Linked DNA regions of Mus musculus: all the other regions are linked to region 2. Evidence: chromatin contacts called from ENCODE Hi-C or POLR2A ChIA-PET data. All regions are on one chromosome and are shown on one strand. The core of a region is the stretch at or near the end of the contact, and the rest is flanking DNA. Distances in the headings are between cores, read along the strand shown. Region 1 holds the start of 9530052E02Rik (RIKEN cDNA 9530052E02 gene). Region 2 has its middle 37 kb from the start of 3930402G23Rik. Region 3 holds the start of 3930402G23Rik (RIKEN cDNA 3930402G23 gene).

Region 1 (4,377 bases), core at 1,169-3,668, 42 kb after region 2:
GGAGAGAGAAGGCCATCCATGGAGCCTACTGTGTCCCCACTGCGGGTGCTAGGCTTGGGGGACTTGGGAGAACTGAAGTCCAGGTTCATATAGTCAGAGAGTGGAGAGCGCTGCCGGCTGTCGCTGCTGGTGCCTGGGGTTCCTGAACCCAGGGATGAAGCAGGACTACTAGCTGAGAGCAGTGAAGAAGATGAGGCCGCGGATGCCAGTAGTGGGGGGGCAGGCGGAGACAGACGGGTACCTGCCTCACCAAAGTCAATGTTGATGTACTCGCCAGGGCTCTTGGGCTCTGTGGGTAGAGGGTACTCTTGCATGCTGGGAAGGGTCTGCAGTCCCTCTAGCGATAGGCGTGTAGGCCGCACTGCCCGACATCGCTGGCCCAGGAAGCCCTCAGGGCGGCCACCGATGGCACTCGGCCTCATGGAGGAAGGCACTGCTGAGTGATGAGGCTGGGTATGACTACCACCAGCTGCCCCAAAGGTGCCAGCCCCTGGGGTGGCCTGGGGCTCCAGTCTCTCCTCTTCCAAGATCCGGCCCACAGGGGAGCTCATGAGCACATACTGGTCATTGTCTCCGCTGCAGGAACAGGGAGCCTTATAAGAGCGGGGCAAAGAGCTGTAGCAGTGGCCCGGGATGCCTTTGAGGCCTTCACTGCCTCCACGCAAAGCTGCTGAGAAGTCAGGTGGGGTCCCTGCAGTGCCTGCCTCGCTGGGGGACATGTTGAGGTAGTCCCCGTTGGGGAGTAGCTTAGGGTCTGGGTTCTCCATAGACAGCTTGGAGCCACACCACATTCGCATGTACCCACTGTCTTCTGGGGAGCTCTCCGCTGGGGAGCTGGCTTTGTAGCCACCTCCGTTTACTGGGAAGGTCCTGCCCACCCCTGAAGGGGGTGCTGGCACGGCTGCTCCGGAAGGGGGCAAGGCCGCTGCCAAGCGTGGCTGCAGGATCTGCTTGGGAGCAGACACGCTTGTGGGGCTCATGGGCATGTAGTCATCGCTCTTGCAGCTATTGGGACCACCACTCCTAAGGGCTGCCCCAGGGGTCATGGGCATGTAGCCATCATCTGCCCCCAGGTTACTGCTGGAACTCTTGTGAGAACCAATCTCAATGTCTCCATAGTCCTCTGGGTAAGGGTTGTAGGCCACTTTGGGAGAGGACGCAGGGAAGGATGGGCAGAGGCGACCTGAACTACCAGAGAAGGTGGCCCTCATGAGAGTGTATTCATCTAGAGAGGCAGAGGAAGGCTGAGGTACCTGCCGCTGCCTGGCAGGCGTGGTTAGGGAATAAGTCCTCTTCCTCAGTCCTCTATCCAGGTCCTGGGCCCCATCCCCTGAGACCCTACGGTAAGGGCGGCCACAGTGGCTCAGGGGTCTATCCATGCTCATGTACCCATAGAGTTCGCCCCCACTGCCATCTCTGGCTGGCGGGGTCTCCGCTATTGACTCGGGTGTGTTGCTCCTGTGGCTACTGAAGGCTCTCAGGTCGCCAGGGCTGGAGCCATACTCGTCAAGGGACATGAAACCCGGGTCGCTGGGGGAGCCCGAGGCGGAGGCACTACCGCTGGACGGACGCTGGCCTTGGGGGTGATGCAGTGGATGAGGCAGGTGCGGGTGGGAGCCAGGTGGCAGCGGGTAGGAGCCCGAGCCGTGCCCACTGCTGGAGGACAGGCTGCCTGGGCTGGTGGCTGCAGGAGGTGAGTGCGCCACGGGCATGGACATGGAGCGGCTGTGTTGCAGGGCTCCCCCTGCCGGCGCCAGAGTCACTTTGCTCGGGCGGCCTCCGCAGCCGGCGCTCAGGGTGTGCGAGCGGCTAAGGGGCGCGCGCACCGGCCCGGGACTCAGGGGGCTCCCTGCCACCGACATCGGCCTGCCTCCTGCCGTCCCGGCCCCGCCTGCCGCGCCGCCGTCGCCCTCGCTGGCCGTACGAACCCGGCACGAAGTGCACTTGGCTGCTGGGGGGGTGGCCGCCAGGCTGTCAGTGCGCGAGCGGCGCACCAGGCCGGTCTGGCTAGGGGGTAGGTTGACTAGGTGGTGGTGGCGGCGCGCGCCCGGCACGCTGATGGGATGCGTGGCTGACGACCCGGACGACTGACTCTTGCTGCGAGGCCGGAACTCGAAGAGCTCTTTGAGTGCCTTCATAGCTTCTAGGATGGTCTCATGGATGTTCTGCGCCACCACCGAGTCGTCGGCTTGCATCCACAGCTCCCCGGGACCGGTGACGGCCGAACGGCCCACCTCGATGAAGAAGAAGCTGTCCGAGTGGCCGCAGCGGCGAATGTTCATAAGCTGCAGCGTCACCGACGGCTGTTCGCAATTGAGCTTCACGAAGCCGATGGTGCGCGCAGACAGGCATAGGCGGTATACACCAGTCAGGTTCTTGCTCTGGCCCAGTCCCTTAGGTTTCAGGTTCACCTGCCACACCTCGCGGTAGACGGCCGTGGCGGGTGTCACGAGCCCGTAGTTGTCATCGCAGCCAGCGGCGCCCGCTGAGCCGCCCAGGACGCCCGGGAGAGAGGCGCTGCAAGAGCCTCCGGTGGTGCCCGAGCCCCCCTCGCCAGAGCGGCCTTCGCTGACCAAGTCGGTGAGTGCGCGGTACCAGCCCTCCTGCTCCTGCTCGTTCTCCGCCGCTACAGCGAAGTACTCGTCCTTGGTGTAGAGGGCGATCAGGTACTTGTGCTTGGCGTCCGCGCGCTTGTTGATGTTCAGACAGCAGTCGAGCGCGATCACTCGCTTCGGCGCGCCCGCCTTGCTCCTCCACTTCTTCTCGCTCTCGTAGTACTCCAGCCGCGGAGGCTGCGGCGGCGACCCCCCAGCCGCGGATGCCTCGTCGCCGCCCGTGCCGGGGCCGCGCAACACGAAAAAGCGCTTGTGGCCGTGCTTCTGCTTGCGCAGGTAGCCGCACTTGCGCACGCTGTGGTTGTTGTTGTTGTTGTTGTTATTGAGGTTCGGGCCGTCCCCGCCCGCCGACGCGGGGGGCCCAGGCAGGGGCGCGCTAGCCATCGCCGCCGCTTCAGGTCTCTCTGCCCGGCTGGGCGAACAGGGGATGGCGAGGGCCGAGGGGCGCGGGCGGGGGCGGCTCCCCGCCACCCGTCGCCCGGCCGCCCGGCCACGCGCGCGCGTCCCCCGGGCCCAGGCGGTGGGCTAGGAGGCGCGCGCGGCTCGGTGGCGCAGGGCCCTCCGCCGCTCCGAAGGATGCTCGGTGCGGGCGATGGCCACCCCCCCGCTTCGACTGTCCGCTGCCGCTGCTTCCCGGGCTCTCGGGCGGCGCCCGGGGACTGGCTGGCTGGGTCGAGAGTCGGGGTCCCCGAGTCGCGGGGCCGAGCTTAGAACGCGCGCGGCCCGTCTGCTGCCACCGTTCTGCACTGCGCGACGACGGTCTGCGTCCGGACACTCGGGGCCCACACTGCCACTGGGGCCGCTGCTGCCGTTGCTGCCGCTGCTGCTGCTGCCACCAACGACGACCCGGGCTTGTCGCGGTCCCCGCCGCACAGTGAGTAACACATCGCGCACCGAGTGACTGAACTAAGAGCAAAACAACACGTGACTCTGCGTTACGCAGGCACACTCGCGCGGACGCCCCGCCCCGCAGCCCTGCATTGGCGCCGCGTTCCCCGACGGACAGCGAGACGGACCAATGAGCGTGAGGCACGGGGGGGGGGGGGAGGCGGACCGACACCGGGCTGCGTTTCCCGCCGTCCCCTCCCTCCCCCTCTCCGAGGCCGGGCCGGGGCTCGGCGGGGGCCGGGCCGGGCTCATTAATCAGGGGCTCGTTGTGGATGCGGGCGGGGGCGATGCCACCCAAGGCGGGAAGCCCGCCGTGGAGAAGGCGGGTGCGGGGTTTGTGCTCCCGCCTCGCGTCCCACTAACTGGCCCCAGGCTTCCGCCGCGGAGGGGGAACGGGGGCGGGAGGTCGGATCTGGTGCGGGGCGGCGGTCGGACCCCAGCAGCCGGGGTGGGCGCGCGGCGCAGGGCGGTGCCCGCTGTGGGTGGCAGGCGCGCGGCCCGGCTTGTTTACGAGCATCGTTGCCCGCGAGCTCCGGGTCGATGGCAGCTCGGTGCCTTTTCCCGGCGGCGAGCCGATCGAGGGGCGCCCCGGAACCCGCCCCACCCTCCGCAGGCGTCCGCCCCCGGCCGTGGGCTCTTTCCGGGGCGTCATCAGAGCCATTCACTTGTCAGGTTCCCGGGAAGTGGAAGTCGCCTGTTCTGGATGTAATAGGAGAGAGGAGGAGGGCGTGCTGGCGTAGGAAAATGCGGTTTCCATAGTGCCGGGAAAGGGCGGGCCTGGGCGGGAGCGGGGAGCTGGGAGCGAGTGCTGGCGGGCGTCCTCCCCACGCCCCGCGCCCTCACCGCTCCCGGCCCGCGCCCCAAACCGTGTTCA
Region 2 (4,125 bases), core at 1,148-3,647:
TGGCTTGGAACTTGCTACATAGACCAGGCTGGCCTCCAACTCATAGAGGTCCTGTCGCCTCACTCTCCCAAGTGCCGGGATTAAAGCTGTGATCACTACACCCAGACACTTAGAGCATCTTGAAGGTTTTTCTGAGTTCATGCATAGTTTGCTTTCACAGACGGCAGTACTCCGGACACTAGTCTCATAAATGTGTAGTATAAAAAGGGAGGGACCACTTAACAATTATTAGAAATTCTGTCCTAATCTCACGTCAAAATTCACTGAACAATTTCTTCATGAAACTCAAGCTAATGGCACAAACAGCGATTTTTAAACAATCAGACATTCTAATCCAATCCAATCCAGAGATGGTACTAACCCAATACTTATATGACAGTAGGGAAATATGAAAAGTATTCGTTTCCCATAATTAAAACTTTATGTTCCTTTAAAAACACAGTCAAAACATGCAGCTCACAGCATGGAGTAGACTTGAATCTGAGCTGATGTATTTCGGGAGCATTTGTTGGCCTTGTATGGTGTGATGTCACGTGCTACACATGGATACACGTATGGTCCTTAGATCCAAGGCTTCAGTCACCTCAGATTCATTACATGGATAATTGTGAATTAATGTCTGGGTGCTGCTTGTCCAAGGCTTTTTGCTTTGTTCCTGCTTGCAAGTGTCCTGTTTCCATCCATGTTTGACTCACGACACACAGTTTAAGGAGTCGGCCTTGAGAAGGCAGAAGGCAGCAAACAGCGCTGTGGGCCGGAGAGATGCTTAATTGTCTGTCTTCCCAGCGAGAAATCTCTGGAATCAGCCCCCTAACCATGTCAAGTATGCAGTTTTTTAAGACAAATATTTTATTGAGATGAAAAGAAACACGTGTCTAAAGAAATGAGATGTCAGTGGGCGTGCATGGGTGTGCAGTGTACACACTCACAAAGTACCACAAGTCATGTCACATACATATAACCACACACATTAGTAGTCATTGTCTGTAGTCATTAGGGGTGAATGGTGGGGGGAGGCAGAGGGGAGGTGGAGAAGGCATTGAGAGGAGAGAAGGGAGAGAAAATCTCAGTGAGGATGAGAGAGAAAAGAGAGAAGAGAGAGGAGAGGGGAGGGGAGGGGAGGGGAGGGAGAGGGGAGGGGAGGGGAGGGGAGGGGAGGGGAGGGGAGACAGAGAACCATGACCACTGCGGTGGAGATCCAATCACAGTGTTAACCGCCACTGCCAAAGACTGCATCCAAGGTTAGTCTTATTCTTAGAAACGGTAACTAGTATTTCAAACACAGCATCAAATGTAACTTAGCAACTCTCCATTAACTTTTACCTACAGAGAGGGACATTACCTCTTCTTAGAAACCACCCAGTGCGTTGTATCACATTTACAAAAACTTGGGGTGGAGTCCAAAGCAAGAATGTATCTTTAGAGTTCAAGGAATTTGGTACCATCTATGGTAGCTCAACACCTGAAATCTGTGCTGGATTCTGTTTACAAACCCATGAAAGGAGACGTGTCCCAGGGTTTCGAAGGGCCAGTGATCCCAGGAAAAGACAAGCAGCGGCCCTGGGGATCTTACTCCATCTTTAATAGTACCTCACAGCTTGTTAGACACAAAGTCCCCTCCTCAGAGTTAGCCTCGCATAGTCCAACAGTCCAGGAAGGATCTCTCAGTTCTCAGGCATCAGTGAGCCAGGGGAAGGCTAGTGCTGGCACAGGGCTGCAAGTGTTTCTTTGGCACCATCTCACAGATGACCTGTTCTCTCTCTGCTGGTCGGCTAGAGGACAGAATTTTGCTATCTCTTTTAAAACCCAAGTGCAGCCATTTGGGCCCATTTCTACATCGGTCCATCAGTCATTCACAACTTAGTCATTCACACAGTATGCTCGCTCAGGCTGTGGGAGGAGAGGAGACAGACGGAGCACCCCACCCCAAGGGGAGTTTTCTGAGCTGTGGTGTGTCCGGAACTGTGGCTAAAAAGCAGAACAGAGGCCACAACGGCCACAGAGGCAATGTGTACTGTTGCTATTTGATCTTCCAAACTTGAGACCTGGGCAGAACCCACTTCGTGTCCCCAGTATCAGTATAAGAGAAGGAGCTGAAGTCGGTGTCCTGTGCATTGGTGGCAATAAGATGACCGTGTAGATTTTTAAATCTACGGAAGAAATGAGCAAATATTGATGTAGAGGAGGGGTCTCTGCAGGACTTTAAAGGAAGAGTCATCCAAGCAGACCAAGAGAAGGGGGGACACATCTGTGTCACCTCCAGCTTCCCCCTACTCAGTCCATGGAACAATCTTGTTTTCTGACTCCTGCTTCTGAGCATCATTTGCTCCAAACGTCTGTGTAAAAGGGAAGCATTAAACGAAGCTCCTGGGTCGGTAATTAAAGGCAATGATTTCAGCGGATAGAGTTTTGTTTTCATAATCTGCTCTTTGTCTGCACAGAGCCAGCTCTTGGCTGCATCTGCCACCGCTGGCCTTTGCTCTGTTTACTCTGAAGAATGAGGCGCTGTTCTGTTTGTTTCTCGTTTTCAGTCTGTAAAACTCTGTTCTCTTGGTTCTCTATTCCAGGAAGGAAAAAAAAATAAAAGAACAAGGCTCTTTAAATATCACAGCAGTGACTACTCACCCATACACACAGCCTCAATATTAGCGATGACAGACACTCAGGGGAATGTGCAAGAATTTTCCCGCTGCCAGCCTTGCTCTGGCAGGTGGACCTCAATTGAGAAAAGCACTTTTTATTCAGCTGTCAATCACTTGGTGTACCTGGCTGCATTGCACCACTGTGTGTGTGTGTGTGTGTGTGTGTGTGTATTTCAAAAGGTCATTCACCTGTCTTAGGGTTCAAAGGGATTGTTCCTTTTACTGTAGGAGTCACTGTGGTGATATATTAAGACCCAGCTAAGGAAGGTGACTTAGTAATACTGTGAGATAAGAGTGGGAGGAAAGATTAGGAGTGTGTGCACAGAATCCCAACAATGAAGAAAGGAAAGGGGGAGGGAGGAGGGGGAGGGAGGGGAAGTAGGATGGGGAAGGAGGGAGGGAGAAGGGAGGGAGAAGGCAGAGAGGGAGGGGGAGGAAGAGGGGTGGAGTGGAGGCGAAAGGGAGGGGAGGGGGATGGAAGAAGGAGAAGGGGAGGAGGGAGGGGAGAAGAGAGGGAAGGAGGGAGGAGAAGAGGGAGGGAAGGAGGGAGGAGGAGAGAAAAAAAGGAAAGAAAAAGACAAACTGACATACATACAGACAGACAGACAGATACATTCCTCTGTTGAAAAGTGAGTGAAAGGGGACTGGGGTGTCTGGCACACTGGCAGAGCGCCTACCTTGAATGTGCAAGGCACTGAGCTCCTACTCAGACTTCATTTTGAAAATGACACCCCCTCCCTCCCTCCCTCCCTCCCTCCCAAAAGAAAAGATGTACATAGGAACCACACCGAGGGAACCTTGTTACAGAAGAAAGGGAATTGGGTAGCTGAGGCCACTACCTGGTTCATTTTCTCCACATCTTCCCTCTGACAGTGAACCTCCACTGCCTGCTCAGATCACGGGTGCAGGTCAAAGCAAGCAGTGAGTCACGCCAGTTTCACTGCCTGTGTAGACTGTAGGTTGTGATGGCTCTTCGCTGAACTTAAGGCTTTAGCTAGCCTGCTGAGTGGCTGTGTATGATAGCGACTGTTAACTATCAGCTTGGCAAAATCTATCATCATCCAAGGATGGGCCTCTGAGCATACCTGTGGGAGATTCCCTTCGCCCATGCCCACTGATGTGGGAGAACCCATCTTCACCGTGGGCAGGACCGTTCCCTGGGCAGGGGATCTGGGTTATATTGTAAGTCTCTGGTGAGCCTTAGCTTACTGGGGACTCACTGAGTGAACGACTCAGAACCTGGAATGGATGCTAAAAGCAAGAGGAATTTATTGTTCCAACATGTTGGGGTCACCCTGCACATGGAGAGAGAGAATGACCATGCACAGCCTGTCTGGCCAGCCTTTATACAGTTCTCCAGGCAGCAGCCATTAGGCACAATGTGATTGGCAGAACAGTGTGACTTTTAAACTGATTGGTCTATAGGGAATGAAGTGGGTGGCCAACAGTCATGGAATGTGTCTACCCCTACCCACAGGTGGCC
Region 3 (4,242 bases), core at 573-3,072, 37 kb before region 2:
GCCCATTATCCCAAAATAAATCCAGGAATTGAGGGGGAAGTTCACATCCCACATGGTGCCAGGAGGAGCCTCTGCCAACTATCAGAGGCTAGGCAGCACTTGGCAGCTGGAGTTTTTACTCAAAGGAGACAGCACAACCACAAGCATCTACCACTCCCACCACCAGGAGACTGACTTCCCATCCCAGGCTGCTCTGTGTTGTCTTCTCCACCCCAGCACACCTGACCCCCTCACACAGATCTGGGGGTGATGTGCTTAGCAAGTGGTAACTGACAATGAAGAGATAGTTCAATCCATGTCCAGGTTCCTGGATGTCTTGGTTCAGATTTCCCAGAGGCAAGCTCGGTGATTGTTCCTGGTTCTGTAGCAAGAAAGGCAACAACGGGTCTGAGAGCAGGGAACACAACACTAGGGAGTCTGCAAATTTCCTGCAAGCTTCATGGGGAAATGTAAGGCTACTGCAGCAAGGATCCTGTGCACCCTGCTCTCCTGACCCCGTGAGACATAAAGGCTGGGTATCCTGTGCTGAGGGCTCCACCCTCCCCTCCTGTATTCTATGCAGGCTCCTGAAGCCCTACATCTGGGGGAAAGTGAGGTCGTGTTAGTTCCTCTGAGACTCCCAAGGGTCTAACTGCAACGTGTGGTAGTACCTTTGCCACCCAGGGAATCCACTGGGACTCACAGGACAGGCTGACTCTGCCTGTCCTCCACTTGGCTCCATGATACTGTGCTTTGACTGAGCCCATGGGAGGCCTCACTGGGAGGTGGCACTGGCTTAGTATTGCTCCTGCTATGTCCAAGTAGAATCCTTGCCTCCGCCATAAATTGTCAGTGGCATGGAGCCATTGGCTACTCAGTTCAGTTCCTTGGGTGACAGGACTGCAGCTCTATAGAGGGAGAACATAGATGTGTTCTCTCAACAAATAGTTGAAGCTAAAGATGGAGTCTTCTCACACTGAGTCCAAGAACTCACAGCCACACGCATAATCAGCCTCTCACTGGAACTGCCCAAGACCCAGATGCTCCCAAACCCTCAACAGTGAGCTCAGAAACTCATGAGCCAAAGACATAACCTGACAAAGCAGACCTGTGGCAGACACACAGTCCAGAGTGCTAGCCAAGCACACTCAAGCAGCAGGAGAGTGAACTCCAGGTGCAGCATAAACGAATAAGGGGTACTCAACAAAGCCACAAAAGGGATTGTGATCTATAGTTAGGCATTGTTACGTCAGGGCTGGCATGATCAAGGCCACCATCTTCCGTTTGATCGTTTGTTGTTTGTACTTCTGATTTTAAAAATGAAGGTACAAAAATATTACGCAGTCACAAACACACTGGCACAGGAGGCAAGCATGAATCACCCATAAGGGATCGAATCCACGTACCTTCACGTCCATGGGTGTGAAGCATCCTGGTGTTGGCTGGAGTAGATGGAACTGTGGGTGACTTCATGAATGCAGGGTTTCCTCCTGGCCTGATAAAAGGAAAACGTTCTGAAACTGAATTGCGGTGTCAACTACACAGCTCTGTGAACAGTCTGAAAACAGTCATGCCGGGTCCCACCACATCGAATGATTTACGTCTTAACAAAGGTAACAAAACCTATAGAGGGGCATCGAAGCAAGGACTCCCACCTGGCTTCTTCGTCACACTGTGCTCATGACCTCTATTCAGCGTCACCAGTAAGCCATGATCTCTTCTGGGGCAAAGGCCCCTGGGATTTGGATGGATGCCCAGGACTACAATCAAATGTTCTGGGGGGACCTGGTTCGACTCATTTCCTGGCTCACTCACACATTCCCCTTTGAGGTCTTATCCCAATGAAACAGCTCGTTCCGGTGGAGCCAGAGACTTCCAGAAGGCAGGGCCAACTTGGTCAACATCTCGGCAGCTTGAATCCCGTTGGCCTGGAAACGGTGCAAGTTTATCTATTTTGTAACCAAGCCCCGGCTCAATGAAATGTACTTTCCGCTGAGCTCCTCTCAGGGGCTTTGCCTTTCTCTGTCTATAGGGGAGGGATCGTTGCCAGGGGGATCTGGCTCTGTGGACAAGCTGATTTCCCAACCTGGGTAAGCTGGCTTTGCGTCCCAGGGTGTGCACGTCGGTCCGAGCCCTGATGACGGCAGAGCCCTCGGCTCTCGTCCCAGATGTCCACCTCCGTAAACAGTGCGGAAAAGCCCAAGCATCTCCTTGTTGCTTGGAAACCTAGGACAGACCTAGGGGGAGACAGTTTGATGGCCTAGTGAGTACCACCCTGAGTCTGTGATGAAAGCCTAAAGGAAAGGGGGGTGCCAGTAGACAATGGAGCCTCAGCTCTCCCCAAGCTCAGGCAGTCCCCTGGGCTGTTCTCAAGGCATCCAAGCTGCCCTGACAAGAAGGAGACAAAGCACTTCCCAGGACAGTGGGAACCCTGCCAGAAACTTCCAGCTCCCCGACATTCCCAGCCTTGCCTCTTGGGTCCTTTAAGACCTGTGAACTCACTCTGAAAGACAACTTTGGATCCCCTGGAACTGGGCTTACAAGGAGCAGTGAACCACCTGATGTGGGTTCTGGGAACTGAACCCCGATCATCTGTAAGAATAGCATCGTGTGCTTAACCTTCTAGCCACTGAGACTTCTCTCTAGACCCATCTCGGTCACTACTTTTAAAATGAAACCATTTTAGAAGTGTAAGACATATTACACTTTCCAGGAGTGAAGGATTGGGAGGGGGGTGTGTGTGATAGGGCTTGGTGTTGTCAGAACACCGGATAAGTGAACCCACACAGGAAAGAGAACCAAATACGAGGTACAGGTACCCACAGTGTGGCCCCTTTGCACAACCTGTGTACTATCTGTGTGCCATGGCTTTCCAAACCCTCCCCCTTGGGAGAAACTTGGCACAGGGTCGATTCGTGTTGTTCCTACAACTGCATATGAATCCAGGTATGCAATGGCCTTACATGTTTTAACTCTATTTGTTTTGTAAACAAACATGTTATGCTTTATAACTGCAGTGCTGTGCTGGTGAACAGTACACTACGTTACGAATTTGGTGTCTTAAGGCATCAATTAGTCACAATCAAGACACTGAGTAAAGTTAGAAGGATCCATCAAAGAGATTGACCAAAGTCAAGAGCCAAACACCATCTCAGTGGGTGAGATGGGGGCTAAGGACAGAGGATCCACCCAGACATGTTTGACAAGTTGACACTAGGTACTCTGATTCTTAGGTGAAAGTTAAGATGGAGTCTCCACAAGATCTCCATCATTGAGGACAAGAGTCTGGTGCAGCCGATCAAGCTGGCTAGGGTAACCAAAGTGCTGGGCAGGACTAGTTCTCAGGGACAGTGCATGCAGGTACAAGTGGAATTTATGGATGACACCAGCCACTCTATCATCTGAAATGTCAAAAAGTCCTGTTCCAGAGGGTGATGTGCTCACCCTACTGCAGTCAGAAAGAGAAGCTCACAGATTGCCCTGACCTTGCTGCTGGGTCCTGGATCTCTACCACTTAGCCCATGGGATGACCCGAAACTGTTAAATAAAGAATTTGTGTTGAGAGAGAGAGAGAGTTAAGATGGATTCAGAGAGAGTTAAGCTATCTACTGTGGATTTATGAATGAATGAATGAATGAATGTGAGCTTTGCTATAAATATTCTGTCTCATTCTTCAATTAATTTCACCATCATCTCTAGAAGTGTTATAACGTAGGGCCAAGAAAAAAATAGTTTAGTCACATTCAATGACTCACACAAATGTCATGTATAAATTACATTTCAAATATATCCTTTTCCACCGTGCCCCTGACACTCACAACATAAAATATGAACTCTCCTCGTCTGTCAGAGTGTTCAAACAAGCCTTCCCTGACAGCTCCATCTAAGTTTCCACGTCCCAGGACAGCAGGAAACACCCCCCTTACCTGGCCTCACCTTACCTGGCCTTATCCTCTTGCTGCTCTGACCTATGCAGTTTCATCATTTAGAATCATCTGACCTGTCTTCCTAATCCAGGTTACATTGTTCTTGAGGACAGGGCCTTGGGGAGGCCCAGGAAGGCATGTCAACACACGATACTTGGAACATACCTGGAATTTAATAGACATCTGTTCATTGCGTCAATGAATTTCCACGGCTGTAGCCTCCTCCACTTCAGACATTTTAGGCAGAGGTGAAAGCAGCATATGGCTTCTGGATTTTGTTAATGTTATTGCATAGATGCTAAAACCACAAATGAACTTGCACTGAGACATAGACAAC

The links. A loop is a pair of places that touch in the nucleus more often than their neighbours do. ChIA-PET counts read pairs that join two places held with the same protein, here RNA polymerase II (POLR2A).
Region 1: a map of Patski shows a loop between it and region 2 (2.7-fold over the local background). The contact joins the promoter of 9530052E02Rik here to the enhancer-like site in region 2. A Hi-C loop is called at or near these places in 7 of 37 maps with a recorded cell type or tissue (Patski, adrenal gland, gastrocnemius and 1 more). POLR2A ChIA-PET finds 5 or more read pairs at or near these places in 1 of 5 experiments (Patski).
Region 3: POLR2A ChIA-PET joins it to region 2 with 24 read pairs in Patski. The contact joins the promoter of 3930402G23Rik here to the enhancer-like site in region 2. A Hi-C loop is called at or near these places in 1 of 37 maps with a recorded cell type or tissue (heart). POLR2A ChIA-PET finds 5 or more read pairs at or near these places in 3 of 5 experiments (Patski and embryonic stem cell).

What each region holds. Positions count from the first base shown.
Region 1 is chr8:11,005,432-11,009,808 of GRCm38, forward strand. 9530052E02Rik (RIKEN cDNA 9530052E02 gene) reads left to right here and starts at 2,419. Exons shown (of 5, transcript NR_046017.1): 1 at 2,419-2,580. Irs2 (insulin receptor substrate 2) reads right to left here and starts at 3,498. Exons shown (of 2, transcript NM_001081212.2): 1 at 1-3,498. The coding sequence starts at 2,999.
Region 2 is chr8:10,962,999-10,967,123 of GRCm38, forward strand. No RefSeq gene overlaps it. Among named protein-coding and RNA genes, the nearest start is that of 3930402G23Rik, 37 kb to the left of the region's middle. Within about 2 kb of position 2,398, at least 1 of the 3 ENCODE cell types and tissues checked has a DNase peak (open chromatin) inside an H3K27ac peak, as active enhancers do; it is heart, where a contact is called at or near this core.
Region 3 is chr8:10,926,635-10,930,876 of GRCm38, forward strand. 3930402G23Rik (RIKEN cDNA 3930402G23 gene) reads right to left here and starts at 1,823. Exons shown (of 4, transcript NR_135302.1): 1 at 1,635-1,823; 2 at 1,386-1,474; 3 at 651-887; 4 at 1-361.